Linked DNA regions of Mus musculus: all the other regions are linked to region 1. A link is a contact called in ENCODE POLR2A ChIA-PET data. All regions are on one chromosome and are shown on one strand. The core of a region is the stretch at or near the end of the contact, and the rest is flanking DNA. Distances in the headings are between cores, read along the strand shown. Region 1 holds the start of Tef (thyrotroph embryonic factor). Region 2 holds the start of Pmm1 (phosphomannomutase 1). Region 3 holds the start of Desi1 (desumoylating isopeptidase 1).

Region 1 (4,435 bases), core at 1,291-3,790:
AACATGTTCCTGTGAGGGAGTCTATTTCTATACAGGGCTTTCACACTATGGCAATTAGCAAACTATTTCTCATAGCACTTACTCCTCTACTCTGTCACAGCTGTCACCATAGCAATGACAGGAGACAACAGCAGAAAAGGCAGCTGGGGTTCGTGAGGTCAGCTGGAGAAAGAAATGTCCCTGCCTTCAGGGTGGTGTGGATTGCTGCCATCCCCCACAGTTTGCAAAGAAGCACTAGAGGGAATATGCCTGTCATGCTCCTTCGGGAACATCCACCTTTTGATTATCCAGGGGAAACTCAAGTGTCTCTAGACAAGAGACTCAAAGCTACATCAGTTTCTGAAGCCTAGGCCTGTTACCTTCCTGCATCCTAGTCACCTGCTTAGGTAAGCTGTTCCAGGTTGGTGGTCCATCATCCATTTGTGGGGACTATTGCTCAAAAGAGAGGGGGAGGGTAAGGACAGGGGAAAGAGGGGGAAGGAGATGGAGAGAGAGTAAGAGCAGGAGTGAGAATCTTCACTTCTCCCATGTGTCATCTTCCTTATAGACAGGCAAGATGTGCTCTTACCTTATCAGTCCTCCTCTGCCACACTAGGAATTGTTCTCCTTCTCAACAGTATAAGAGTTAGCCATGAAAATGTACATTTCAGTCTAGTCTAGACAGTTCCTCTAGAACCAAATCACATGGAGATTTCTACTTCTTTTAAAAAAATATTATGTTACATTTGTGTGTGCAAGAGGAATTATTGTGTTCATGGAGGTCTGAAGACAATTTTTGATTTAGTCCCTCCTGCCATCACATGGTATGCAGAGATTGAACTCTGGTTGTCAGACTTGGCAGCAATCACCTTTACCCCATGAGCCATCTTGCTCATCCAGCTTTTCTTTTCTAGAGTTTCATATGTTGCTTCATTTTCTTGGAGTCACTCTTTCAGATTTACTGCTAAAAACCTCTAGGCCAGTTTCTCCTAAAGAGATCCTAGATACATAAGATTCCTCCTGACAGGTCTGCAACGCCTGGGTTTCCTGTGCAGTTTCCTTTCTCCACACTGGATTTATATCCATCAATTTTGATTAAATTAGGAAAGATATTTGCATGGGAACACCGTAGGCTACATCCTGCTTTCTCCCCATTTGACAAAAAGGAGAACAGACTGGAGAAATGGAACAATGGGCTAGAGGATTCAGGTTCAGAAAACGATCAACATCACAAAATCTTGTATTTTAGATTCACAGTCCATCACTCTATTCCTAAGGCTACCCAACGTCCTTTAGCCGCTTCCTTTGGGCTTACTCAGCTAAATTTCTTTTTCCTCAGGTCCTAACACAATCCATGCGCTTCTAGCTGTCTATTGTGGTGTTCTGTAACTACCGCATGAACCACAGGCTGCCTTTCCGCCAGACTCAGCTCCTCCTTCCGAGGCAGGGAGCCATGGGAGGGACGGAGGGACAGAGTATAAACAAGCCAAGTCCCTGCCCCTCTGGGAGCTTAATCCCTGAGCGTCTAGTATTGTCTGGGCTTGAAGCCGAGTATGACTTGTACTGCAAAGAGGTACAAAGTTCTGCGAGCCATCTTGAAGGTTTGCACACCCCTTCACGGCTCACAGGTTTCCTAAGGAACCCAGAAACTATGTTTTGTTTTGCTTTTGACTCTAGTTCAATGTTGAATTTTTAAGACTGAGGAAATGGGCTCCCGTGGAGCAACTGGATAATTCCCAAGGTCACAAGCGAGCAGCTAGTAGTACGGAAGTCTGTCCGGACCCTGGTTCGTGGATAGGTTTCAAGAATGCGCTCTCCGTACTAGTGTTTATTCTGCAACCACGCCCGCTCCCAATCCCTAAATCAGTGGGCAACCTGACACCCGCTGAAGCAGCGGAGCTTGGGACCCGCCTGCCCTCCGCTAACCTCGCGCGGAGCGTGGGAGGAGCGCTGGCTGGCTACCCACGTCCCAGTCCCCTTACCCCCGGGCAGAGTCCGCCAAACAACACAACAGGCCAGTCCTGGCTAGGCCTAGGCCAGAGCCAGCCCCGCCCCTCTCCGCCCCTCTCCGCCCCTCCGCGCCGCAGCCGCACGTGCAGAGCCTCGTGCAATCGCGCCGGCCCCGCCCTCTTGCCCCATTGGCTGCCGCGAGCCTTTCCCTCACTGCCCCGCCCCGCGAGGCTCCGCATCTGCTGCCGCTCCACGTGACCCTCGGGGCTGGGCCGTCGCGCCCCGCTCCGCCTTCCTCTGAGGTGGCTTCTCCGAGGGAAGGAGAAAAAGGAGGCTGCGATGAGGTGGGAGGAAACCTGTAGTCACGAAAGTGGTGGCGAAAGGGACGCGACTGACCAAAAAAGAACAGGGGGGCTCCGCAGAAGGGCCCGACGCTCCCGGGCAGGCGGAGCGATACTCCTCACCTGGCCCAGCACGTGTCTACATCGTTTGGTTCTCACAGCCAATCCTAGCCTGAAGAGCTGTGCCCGCCCTTACGCAGCGCGCACCAATCGGAAGCCACGCTATGGGACCGCTGGCCTGGCCTTATGAATAATGAATGAGACGGAACCAGTCCGCGGGAGGGGTGCGGATGGAGAGAGGTGGGGGTGCAGTAGCGCGTCTGCGCAGTGCTGCCCGTGTCAGCAGCTGCGGCGGGTCGAGCCGCTCCGGCCCGTCTCGGGGTGCGGGCGGGGGAGGCGAGGCGCACGAGTGGGGCGCAGGGCACGATGTCCGACGCGGGCGGCGGGAAGAAGCCGCCTGTGGAGCCTCAGGCGGGGCCGGGCCCGGGGCGTGCAGCTGGAGAACGGGGCCTGTCGGGCTCCTTCCCTCTGGTCCTGAAGAAGCTGATGGAGAACCCCCCGCGCGAGACGCGCCTCGGTGAGGGGGGGGGGCTCGCGCGTGTCTGGGGGCGGGGTTTCTGTAAAGGCGGGGCCTTGTGGGGGCGGGCCGGCCCGGGCCGGGTCAGAGGTCAGGGTGAAGCGGTCCAGTGGTGTGGTGTTTATGCGGGCCCGGGCATGACTAGGGGCCTGCTGGACTAGGCCTCTAGCCCAGAGAGAAAGTCAGGGGGTGATCTGGAAAGGACAAGTCAACAGAACTTTGCAAGGAAGCCGCCACTTAGAGGGGGCTCCAGTGGGGCCGCCTGCATCCAAATCCTGAGGATACTGCTTGCCTTCAAATGCGGGTTCCTGGACCTCACCTAGTCTGCGGATCTTGAGACAGAGCGTGTATTTTAAGAAACACTCCACTGCACCCTCGTGGGTGCAGAGTTCACCACCAAAGTTTGAGAGGCCCTGATCAGTATAGCAGATGGCCTTTGTATGTCTTTGGTCCGTCCTGGAGGAAGACGATTCCTCCTCTCTACGAGTGGACAGTGAGCAGGTCCACGGTGGTGCTTTACTGGAAATGCATCCCTGGGAGGTGTGGATGGAGGAGGCAATTTGAGATGAGGGTCGGTAGTGTCTCCCAGTTGTTTTTAAATCAAAGCCTGGTTTAAAAAAAAATTAAGGGAATGAAGGCTGGGCAAAGTAGGGCTGTGATGAGGGTTAGAATGTGGCCACTCAGGTCCTTCTCCTGGTTGATTGTTGGGAATCACAATAGCAGGACCGGGCTTCATCGAATTGCCCAGGCCACAAGAGTCCCTGGGGCCTGGTGTGGAAAGCAGACTTGGCCTGGGTATTTGGCCTGGAAGAGCAGCAGGACTGCCACCTATTGTGGGGTTTTAGGTCCATTGATGTGTGCTTTCAGTCTGAGATCTTCAGATTTCCAAGAGCTCAGCTTAATTAGGGTATCTGGGAAGGACTTGGCTGTTTGTGGATTGCTTGTATCAGGGATCTCATTTCCCTTTCTAAAATGCTGTTGTTTCTTTCCTTGGGTGTGTTCTGGGGCTGCTGTGCTTATGGTTGTCCCTGTTACGTTATAAATAGCTTCTGCTCATCAGGTGAGGCTAGATTCTCTCCTCCTGCCTCAGGACCTCATGTGCACAAACGCTTTTGTTTGTATGAAGGTGATGACTCCATCCAGATCTGAGTGTAAGACAAACTGCAAGGGCTGGTGCTCACATCTGGCAGCTCTTGCCTAAGCTCACCAGAGAGGACCAGGCCATACTGGGGTTTTGCTTTGCATTTGCCCACACTCACAAAGCATTTTGACATAGTCTTATCTTGTTTGGGTTACTACCTCTCCACTTCTAGGTGAGGAAAGTTGAGACTCCTGAGAGGCATAGATGGTTTCTCAAGGTCACATGGGTGGGCCTTCTGGCTCTTGGTTTGGTGTTCTTTCTGTTGTATGAAACTGACAAACCACTGGTGTCAGTCCCTGTGATTTAAGTCCTGGACACGTCGGTCATTTACCTTTTGAAATTAATTTAAAACTTGACCTTACAAACACTGGATTGTGATAGCCTGACTGATTGTAGTGGTGCTTGTTTGCAATCTCAGCACTGGAGAGGTAGAGGCAGGGGGACCAC
Region 2 (4,551 bases), core at 728-3,227, 150 kb after region 1:
ACATAAGTTGGTGCAACTGTTTTGAAAGTATTTGGCAACATCTACTGACACCTCTCATGTCCATCCCCTGTCCACTAGCATTTCAGCTTCTCTGCTCCTTGGGGTATGGTTTGTAATAGTGAAATACTGGCTGCAAGCAACTCTTATGCTTATCTGCCAGACAGTGACACATACTTCCTTGGAAACATTACCAGACCAGGGCACAGATAAAGCCAGATCTGTGCTTCCAACGGGGCAAGGTCTTAAAGCATGCTGTTTATGGTCTAAAGGAACTTGCAGGATACCATAAGCAGGATAATGCCAAGTCAGAAACAGAGCCTCACAAAATCATGTCTAGTATGTGCTGTGGGCAAAGCAATTGAGATAAAGGGGCTCCAGTATACTACCTCGAGGATGGGGGCTGGGCCTGGGATACTGGCGAGGTTCGAAGTGGTCTTTAGCCTTTAAAGTTTTCATTACTTACATGTATAATTAAAAATTAGCTTTGGAAAGCATTAAACTGCAGGGCAGTGGTGGCGGATGCTTTTAATCCCAGCACTTGGGAGGCAGAGGCAGGCAGATTTCTGAGTTCGAGGCCAGCCTGGTCTACAGAGTGAGTTCCAGGGCAGCCAGGGCTATACAGAGAAACCCTGTCTCAAAAAAACCAAAACAAGAAAAAAGAAGAAGAAAAAAAAAAGCATTAAGCTTTTCTAGTAAGCATTAAGTCTGTCTAGTAGTAGACAAATTGACAGGCGGTTCTTGTTCAGGCCTTGCCAAGTCAGTGCAGCACAAGGATCAGGCATGCCTAGGCTAGACCACCTCCTTTCCAATCCTGCATCTTCCTGATCCACCTCTGCTGGATGGAAAGAAAGATGCCCGATTCCTTCTGGAGAGTGGAAGGCCTACCAGGAAGCTAAGACTTAGGTTCACACGGGCTTCTGCCCAGTAGCTCGGCCCCCCACCCCCATTTCTGCTCTGATCATCCCGGTGATCCCAAAGGTAGAAGGATGGGTGAGAACGACCCAGGATGACTCGAAGGGAGAAAAACTAGGTATGGCTAAAGACTGGAGGGTGAACTATAAAGTGCAGACAGGAGAATGCACTCCCATTTTTTACAGTGCTTCTATTGTAAACAGACTAGCCCTGGGGCCTTTCACCTTCACATGGGTGGAACCAAAAGGATACCAATAACAAAAACCAAAACTCATCAGAAAAGCAGCTCTCTTTCCCTCCAACTCCAGGTGGAAGGTAAACAAACATCCTAAGAGGCTTAAGGAGCTAAACCCAGTTTTAGGCCTATGGACGCCAGAGTGCAAAGACTCAGAGATCTTCCTTGCCCTCAGTAGAGGGCGACCGTGGGCTTAGAAGCGCACGGAGCTCTGCCTGGAACGCCGCGTTCTCACGCTAGCTTGAGGACGGACTAGTTGTGCATCCTAGGGCTAAAATGGGGTAAGACCACCCCAGAGCCCAGCCTGGGCCTGTGCAAGCCTGGAACTGGGGATACCCGCCCTATCGCCCATAGACGCTCCTCCCGGAGGCTGGATACAGCATCTGCGCTCCCGGCAGGAACGTGGATGCCAACCCGCGCGGGGAGCGCTGAGGCCTGGAAGGCCGAGAGGGCCTGGGTCCCATCTCCTCGGTGACAGGAGCCGGTACCACTGCACTCCACGTTTCCGACAGGGTCGCGCAGGTGTCTGCGTTGACATGGCAGTGACGGCTTCACGCTGGGTCACGGATGCCGGCGTGACTCTGGGCGGGAGCTTTGGAACCTCGAGGCCCTTACCTGGCGAGCTGGCGTGAGGGTCCCGTCCACGTCAAACAGGCAGAGGATGCGCTCTTTCCTGCGGGCGCCCTCGACGGCGACTGCCATGGCTGTAGCTCCGCGCGCCAAGCGCTGTCGCTGCAGCCACCGCCAGGGTCGCGTGCGACAGAGGCCGGGCGGGGCCGGGGCGGGGCCAGCTGCGCAGCACGGGGAGGAGCAGTGGCCATCGGCCCTCCCGCGAGGGGGCGGGGCCTGCGGCGCCGAAAGAAGAGTACAGGCACCTAGGATTGAGGGGCGTGGCAGTAGGCGGGGTCAGAGTCCTCGTACCCGACGGAGATAGGAACCGGCGGGAAAAGGGGTTGAACCGGAAGACAGTGTCGGGCCAGCGGGTTGAGGTTGATCTCAGGGCGCTCCCTACGGTGGGGGGGGGGGGGGGTTGGGGGGCAAGGGCGGGACTCAGAGCCTTCTGCTTGTGATTCCCAAGGTTAGTAGGACGAAGGTATTGCCTTGTCATCTTGAGCTTGAAGTCTCAGGGAGAACCCGGCGTGCTGGCTCACCTGTGATCCAGCCCTTCTGAGGCAGAGGCCCTTATCTACAAAACAAGTTCCGGGCCAGCCAGGGCTACATACTCTGTTTTGTTTTGTTTTTTCAAAACAAGAGTTTCCCTTTGTAGCCTTGACAGCCTTGGATAAGACCCTATTTTTTAAAACAAAACAAACAACAAAAAAAGGGAGGGGGAGAGAGAGAAGGAAGAAAAGAGAAAAATATCCCATGATGGCTTTTACCTACTGTGAGAAATGTTTGTTGCTTTTTTTTTTTTTCCAATCAAAAGTAACCTACTAAGGGCCAATATGCCATAAATCTCTAACTTGTAAGCTTTTATGCGAGTCTTTTTTGTTGTGTTATTTTGTCGTGTGTGCCTGGGGTGATGTGCACTAAGTACATGCAGGAGCCCACCTAAGTCAGGATGGAAGTGAGTGTCAGATCCTCTGGACCTGGAATTACCCACAGTTGTGAGCTTCCTTGTAGGTGCTGGGTGTCAAATCCCTGATCCTCTGCAGGAGGCCAGAAGAAAGCTTCAGATTCCTAGTTCTGGAGGTACAAGCAGTTGTAAGCTGCCCAGTATGGGTGCTGAGAATTGAACTCAGGTCCTCAGTAAGAGTAATAAGTGGAGCACGCCTTTAATATCAGCACTCAGGAGGCAGAGGCAGGCGGATTTCTGATTTCGAGGCCAGCCTGGTCTACAAAGTGAGTTCCAGGACAGCCAGGACTACACAGAGAAACCCTGTCTCTAAAAAACCAAAACCAAAAAAAAAAAAAAAAAGACATCATGCCAGGAACAGATCTAGGGCAAGGTTTATTGGGGAAATGGAGTGGGAACATGAGAGGGAGAGAGAAATAAAGACAGACAGACAGACAGAATAAGCAAGTGAGAGAGAATCATGGTGTTCAGAGATGTTCAGAAGTACCTTTTTTAAAAAAGGTTTATTTACTTATATGAGTACACTGTAGCTGTCTTCAGACATACCAGAAATGGTCATCAGATGGTTGTGAGCCACCATGTGGTTGCTGGGATTTGAACTCAGGACCTTCGGAAGAGCAGCAGTGCTCTTAACCGCTGAGCCATCTCTCCAGCCCCTTTCTATATCTTTTTGTCATTTTTAAAAAGATTTATTTATTGATTATATGTAAGTACACTGTAGCTGCCCCCTTTCTGTCATTCTTTCTTTTTTTTTTTTTTTTTTTTTTTTGAGACAGAGACAGAGTTTCTCTGTATAGCCCTGGCTGTCCTAGAACTCACTTTTTAGACCAGGCTGGCCTTGAACTCAAAAATCTGCCTGCCTCTGCCTCCCAAGTGCTGGGATTACAGGCATGTGCCACCACTGTCTGGCATTGACTTTTTAAATTTTTTTTGTTTGTTTGTTTTTGTTTTTTTGAAACAGGGTTTCTCTGTATAGTCCTGGCTGTCCTGGAACTCACTTTGTAGACCAGGCTGGCCTTGAAATCAGAAATCCGCCTGCCTCTGCCTCCTGAGTGCTGAGATCAAAGGCGTGCACCACCACACCCAGGTTCTTTCTGTCATTCTTAATTACATTTTTACTTATTTATGTGTTTCTGTGTGGGCATGTGCATGAAACACCTCATGTGTGTGTGTGTATGTGGGGGGGGTTAGAGGGCAATTTTAAAGAGCCGCTTTTCTCTCTCCACCATGCAGAGACTTGAACTCAGGTTAATAGATTTGCCACTGGCACCCTTTTCCATCTCAGTGGACAATGCACATTAAGTGTTTTTGACCTGGTCTTGAGCATAAGGGGTAAGAAAAAGAGAAGAGGGGCTGGAGAGATTGCTCAGTGGTTAAGAGAGCACTGGATGCTCTTCCAGAGGACCCAGGTTCAAATCCCAGAACCCACATGGCAGCACACAGCTCTCTGTAACCCCAGTTCTAGGGGATTGGATAATCTTGTCTGCTTCACAGTATCTTCCAAGCATGGGGTGGGAGTACAGAGCCTCATACAGCCACACAGCAACACACATACACACACACAGAAAACAAGAGAAAAGAAAAGAAAAGAAAAGAAAAGAAAAGAAAAGAAAAGAAAAGAAAAGAAAAGAAAAGAAAAAAGGAAGCCAGGCAGTGGTGGTACATGCCTTCACACCTTTAATGCCAGCACTTGAGAGGCAGAGGCAGACAGATCTCTTGAGTTTGAGTTCGAAGCCTGGTCTACAGAATGAGTTCCAGGAGAACCAAGGCTAGGCAGAGAAATCAGGTCTCTGAAAACCAACCAACCACAAACAAATAGTGACTCCTT
Region 3 (4,902 bases), core at 472-2,971, 200 kb after region 1:
CCACTCTGTCTGCTACCAGTTTCTTTGGTAGAGGAACCGTTTTGACCTGAGCTTTTTCTCTCTCTCTTCACTTCCTTTCTTCTTCTTTTATTCCCTCAGGTGTGTGTGTAGCCCAGCTTGTTGGTCTTGAACCCACAGCCCTCTTGCCTCAGCCTCCTTAGTACTAGGATCATCGGAGTGTTTCACCCAGTTGGTTCTAATACAGTTTTTTCAGCTCCCCCCACCCCATCCCATCTGACAATGTATGTTGGAAATGAATGCACTTGTTTTTTGTTTCCATGTTAGAGATCAAACCCCAGGGCTTGGAGCATGCCAAGCAGGAACTCTACCAGTGAGTGAGCAACAGCCTCAGTCAGGTATTTGTGTTTTTAACGAACATCCTAGATGATTCTGATGGGAAACCACATTTAGAAACCACTCGCTGCCCCAGGGTTAAAGGATTAGTAAGTTCAACTCAGTGACACATCACAAATGGATGTCCTCAAAACTTGCCTTGCTTCCTTGATCCCTGCCCCTTGTGTTCCTTAAGAAATAGGCCTTCCTCCAATGTCTCCAGGAAACACTATAGCTATTTATTGAATGATGCAAAACTATGTCAGTTTCAATCCCTGAAATCCATTCCTGTCCACCATTACCTGAAATGACAAGCCTGACAAATCCTATATGACAGACATTTTGGTATTTGACTTGAAGTGAAGTTGGACCTACACTGAAGGGCTCTTTTTCTCTCTCAGCATGAAACCATTTGAACTGAGCACAACCGATATCCTCACCGATACAGCATCCGGTCCTCCCCCAGAACTGCTTTCTTACCATCTGGTCAAAAGCAATTAACTGTTGAGCGAAAATTGCATCGTCGGACAGAACGTAATTAGTTCCAAGATCTGGCTCAGGGTGACCTGACTTGACCTAACCTGGAGCCGGCAAGGGCTCAAGCCTTCCACCGCTCTAGCGCTCTCTTCCCATCCACTCCAAGGACTGCAGAGGGAATTTCCTTTTGGCGCGGAGGGCAGTCGCTCCGAGGGACACCAGAGGATCTCGTCTGCAGTGTTGCTTCCACCACCAGGGACACGAGCTGGAGGTATCCTCACTTTCTCTACTTTGAGCTAAAGAAGCAGGGTTCCCTGGCTTCTTGGGGAATCCACCAAGATCAGTCGGCTAGCCCCAGTCTCTAGCTGAAGAGGAGCTTGCTCTCAGCCGGAGCGTGTGTCTCCTTGGCTTAGATCATGAAGCTGGACAGGGGTTCAGGGAATCCCACCTCACTGTCCTTGCCCTAGTGGATCTTTCCTACCACCCATGGGCCCGTCTTCCCCCACCCCCCTCGGTGGATCGCTTCCAGCGGCCACCTGCCTTCTTCCCACTGACCCCGGTCCCCTCACCCAGCATGATGGGGCTGAGCCGGCGGGCCAGGCCCTTGGACAGGTCGTACACGTAGAGCTTCACCGGATAGAGATTTGGCGGCTCCATCAGGACCCGTGGCGGCGGCCACGATGGCCCTCGGGCACCCGGCAGCGGCTTGGACCTTCCGGTACCCGACCGGGGTGGGGAGAAGAGGGAGCGGGGGACCGAGCCGGGGCCCGGCCTGAGGGCGGGGGAGAGGCGGCCCTGCGCTGCTCGCGCCCGGACACCCGCGACCGGCAACGACTACTGTGAGGTGACAGAGAGAGAGATCCCAGAGACTCCGCACGGAACAGGGGGCAGGGGCGGGGACGCACTTTCACGCATGTGCGTTCGGTGCTGACGGGTTTCGGGGGCGGAGCTTCAAGCGAGGGGCGGGGCTTTCTCTGGCCGCAAGCGTTCCAGTTTAGGGAACAGGGGGTGGAAGCGGGAAATGCGAGTGGGCGTGCCCGCTTGAAGGGTCGAAGGGCGTGTTGTGCGTGATGACGCAACGTCGCTGATTGGGCGAGAGACAAGGAGCCCGCGTGGACGTGGTGCCCACCTTCTGCTGTCCCAGTGGCTTGCCCGCCTGCGGTTAAGGTAGGTTCGCCGCACCACATGTGTTGGATGAGGCCTGCCTTGGTGGCTTGCTTGCACGCTTAGTGTCGCGCGACCCCTGGCCTCACCACGGAGCAGCGCTGTCGACCTGCAGGACCTGGGTCATGCTCCTTTCTCCCCAGAAGGCGGAACAGGACTGGTGGTTGAGCCAATCTCTAGCTGAAGGTTGGGGGAGAAATGAAGACGAATGTTTCAGCCAGAGCACCAAGTACCGTCCCAGTCCAGTTGGAGCTCGAGATAGGACCTTCAGTGCTGAGCCGCTATGTTATACCTCGCCCTCACCCCTAGCCATTTTGGTCCTGCAGCATCCTTAAGGGATAGCCAAGGGGAGGTTGTTGCAGCAATGACCCCATGCACATTTCTCTTGCCTCTCCAATGATATGGAGAGCTTTGGAGGAAGCAGGAGCCATCATTCACATTCTTTATTAGTGACCCGAGCATTTAGAACAGATCTAAAGAGAACCCAGAAGTCTGTCTGTCTGTCTCTCTTTTTTTTTCTGGTGTGTGTGGCATAGGTCCGGGTACACTGTAGGAAAGCGCATTACCACAGAGCTACCTGCCTTGGTTTTTTTTTTTTTTTTTTTTTTCATTTAAATTCATAACTTCTCTCACCTAGTGAGCAAACCAACATGTCAGAGTGGGAGTCCTACTACAAAACTGAGGGCGAGGAAGAGGAAGAGGAGGAGGAGAGCCCCGACACAGGTGGTAAGTGGCCTGTGTGGAAGATTTTCGCTGTGTACTTTTTTTTTTGCTGGGAGCACTTTATGTTGTCTGATATCCCTCCCTTTTCTCCTCAGATAATCTAAAATATTTTTTCTCCCTTTGAGTTTTACAGTTATTATTTAGATCCTATTTCACTCTATGAACATTCCTAACCCTATTTTCCTTTTTTTTTTTTTACTAACCACGATAGAGAATTTATTAATCTTCAATAAATGACTCTGTCCATGGTAATATTTGTCACTTTATTTTTTACATATTTTTGATTGTTTAAAAAAATCTACTTATTTTTATTTTATGTATGTGTGTACACCTCTGTACATGTCTGGTGCAAAAGGGAGCCAGAAGAGGGAGTCGGATCTCCTGCTACTAAAGTTATAGGTGGTTGTGAGCCTCCATGTGCATTCTGTGAAGTGAAGCTGGATCGTGTGTGAGAGAGCGTCAAGTATTCTTAACCATTGCTTTAACCACTGAGCAGCCTCCCCAGCTCCTGTTTGTTTCTGAGGCAAGGTCTTATGTAGACCAGGCTGACTTCAAACTCACTCTGTAACTGATGTAGACTTTGAGCTTCTTTTTTTTTTTTTTTTTTTTTTGACTTTGAGCTTCTAATGACTCCTGGGAATCGAGTTAACATAAAAGTGGGTGCATTGGTGGCTATACATCCTGGTCTCTAACTTGCCTCCTGCCTCTTGCCTGGAATCAGCCCAGCTCCAGGCTTGCACTAGGAAACCTCCCTCATGGTGTAAGAGACTCCCAGGGGCTGGAGAGATGGCTCAGTGGTTGAGAGCACTGGCTGTTCTTCTAGAGGACCTGGGTTCTAATTCTAGCATCCCCATGGTGGTTCACAACCATCTATAGCTCTATTTCCAGGGGACCTAATGCACTTTTCTGATCTCTGAGAGTAACAAGCACACACATGGTTTTACATTCATATATATGCAAGCAAAACTTTCACACACAAAATAAAATGAATACATTAATAATTTTTTTTCCAGACAGGGTTTCTCTTTGTAGCCCTAGCTGTCCTAGAACTCACTCTGTAGACTAGCCTGGCCTCGAAGTAAGTTCTTCTAGAGGACCTGGGTTCTAATTCTAGCATCCCCATGGTGGTTCACAACCATCTATAGCTCTATTTCCAGGGGACCTAATGCACTTTTCTGATCTCTGAGAGTAACAAGCACACACATGGTTTTACATTCATATATATGCAAGCAAAACTTTCACACACAAAATAAAATGAATACATTAATAATTTTTTTTCCAGACAGGGTTTCTCTTTGTAGCCCTAGCTGTCCTAGAACTCACTCTGTAGACTAGCCTGGCCTCGAAGTAAAGAGATTTGCCAGCCAATGCCTCCTGAGTGCTAGGATTAAAGATACTCACTACCACACCCAGCTGAAATTTTTTTTTCGAGACAGGGTTTCTCTGTGTAGCCCTGGCTGTCCTGGAACTAACTCTGTAGACCAGGCTAGCCTCGAACTCAGAAATCCGCCTGCTTCCGCCTCCCGAGTGCTGGGATTAAAGGCGTGCGCCACCACCGCCCAGCAAAAATTTTTAAAGGAAATAAAAATAAGTCAAAACTAACGATTTGAGAGATATACATAGGACTCAGGGTCCTGACAGGAGTGGAGGCTTTAAGTGGGTTCATCTTATAATTTGTCAAGTTCTACTTGTAACTCTATGGGCTTGTCTCTGTTTTGTGTGATTGGTAAACATAATAAATACAATGCAAAAGGCAAACATTGTTTTCCATTTATTTTTCCATAGGAGAATATAAATATTCAGGAAGAGATAGCTTGATTTTTCTGGTTGATGCCTCCAGGGCTATGTTCGAATCTCAGGGTGAAGATGAACTCACACCTTTTGATATGAGCATCCAGGTAAGACATTATTCAACCCCAAACATTGAATGGGTGTGGTGGCTCATGTCTCTTATCTCAGCACTCAGGAGGCAGAGGCAGAGAGATCTCTTGAGTAGAGGCCTACCTGGTCTACATGGTGAGTTCCAGGACAGACAAGGGCTACATAGGGAGACCCTGTCTCAAGACACAAAGCTAAAAAATAGGAAGAAGACTGTGGAGCAGAACGTGTGTGGGTAATGAGGTCAGGACGGCAGGGATAGCCTGTGTCTCCTGACTGACTTGCTTAAGCCTGCAGTGCAACACTGGTTCCAAGGCTGTCAGACTG

The links. ChIA-PET counts read pairs that join two places held with the same protein, here RNA polymerase II (POLR2A).
Region 2: POLR2A ChIA-PET joins it to region 1 with 15 read pairs in embryonic stem cell. The contact joins the promoter of Pmm1 here to the promoter of Tef in region 1. POLR2A ChIA-PET finds 5 or more read pairs at or near these places in 3 of 5 experiments (Patski and embryonic stem cell).
Region 3: POLR2A ChIA-PET joins it to region 1 with 21 read pairs in embryonic stem cell. The contact joins the promoter of Desi1 here to the promoter of Tef in region 1. POLR2A ChIA-PET finds 5 or more read pairs at or near these places in 4 of 5 experiments (Patski and embryonic stem cell).

Annotation. Positions count from the first base shown.
Region 1 is chr15:81,808,874-81,813,308 of GRCm38, forward strand. Tef (thyrotroph embryonic factor) reads left to right here and starts at 2,541. Exons shown (of 4, transcript NM_017376.3): 1 at 2,541-2,847. The coding sequence starts at 2,697.
Region 2 is chr15:81,958,953-81,963,503 of GRCm38, forward strand. Pmm1 (phosphomannomutase 1) reads right to left here and starts at 1,978. Exons shown (of 8, transcript NM_013872.4): 1 at 1,763-1,978. The coding sequence starts at 1,849.
Region 3 is chr15:82,014,499-82,019,400 of GRCm38, forward strand. It overlaps Desi1 (desumoylating isopeptidase 1), which reads right to left and starts at 1,722. Exons shown (of 6, transcript NM_134095.3): 1 at 1,380-1,722. The coding sequence starts at 1,467. It overlaps Xrcc6 (X-ray repair complementing defective repair in Chinese hamster cells 6), which reads left to right and starts at 1,871. Exons shown (of 13, transcript NM_010247.2): 1 at 1,871-1,977; 2 at 2,612-2,700; 3 at 4,483-4,595. The coding sequence starts at 2,625.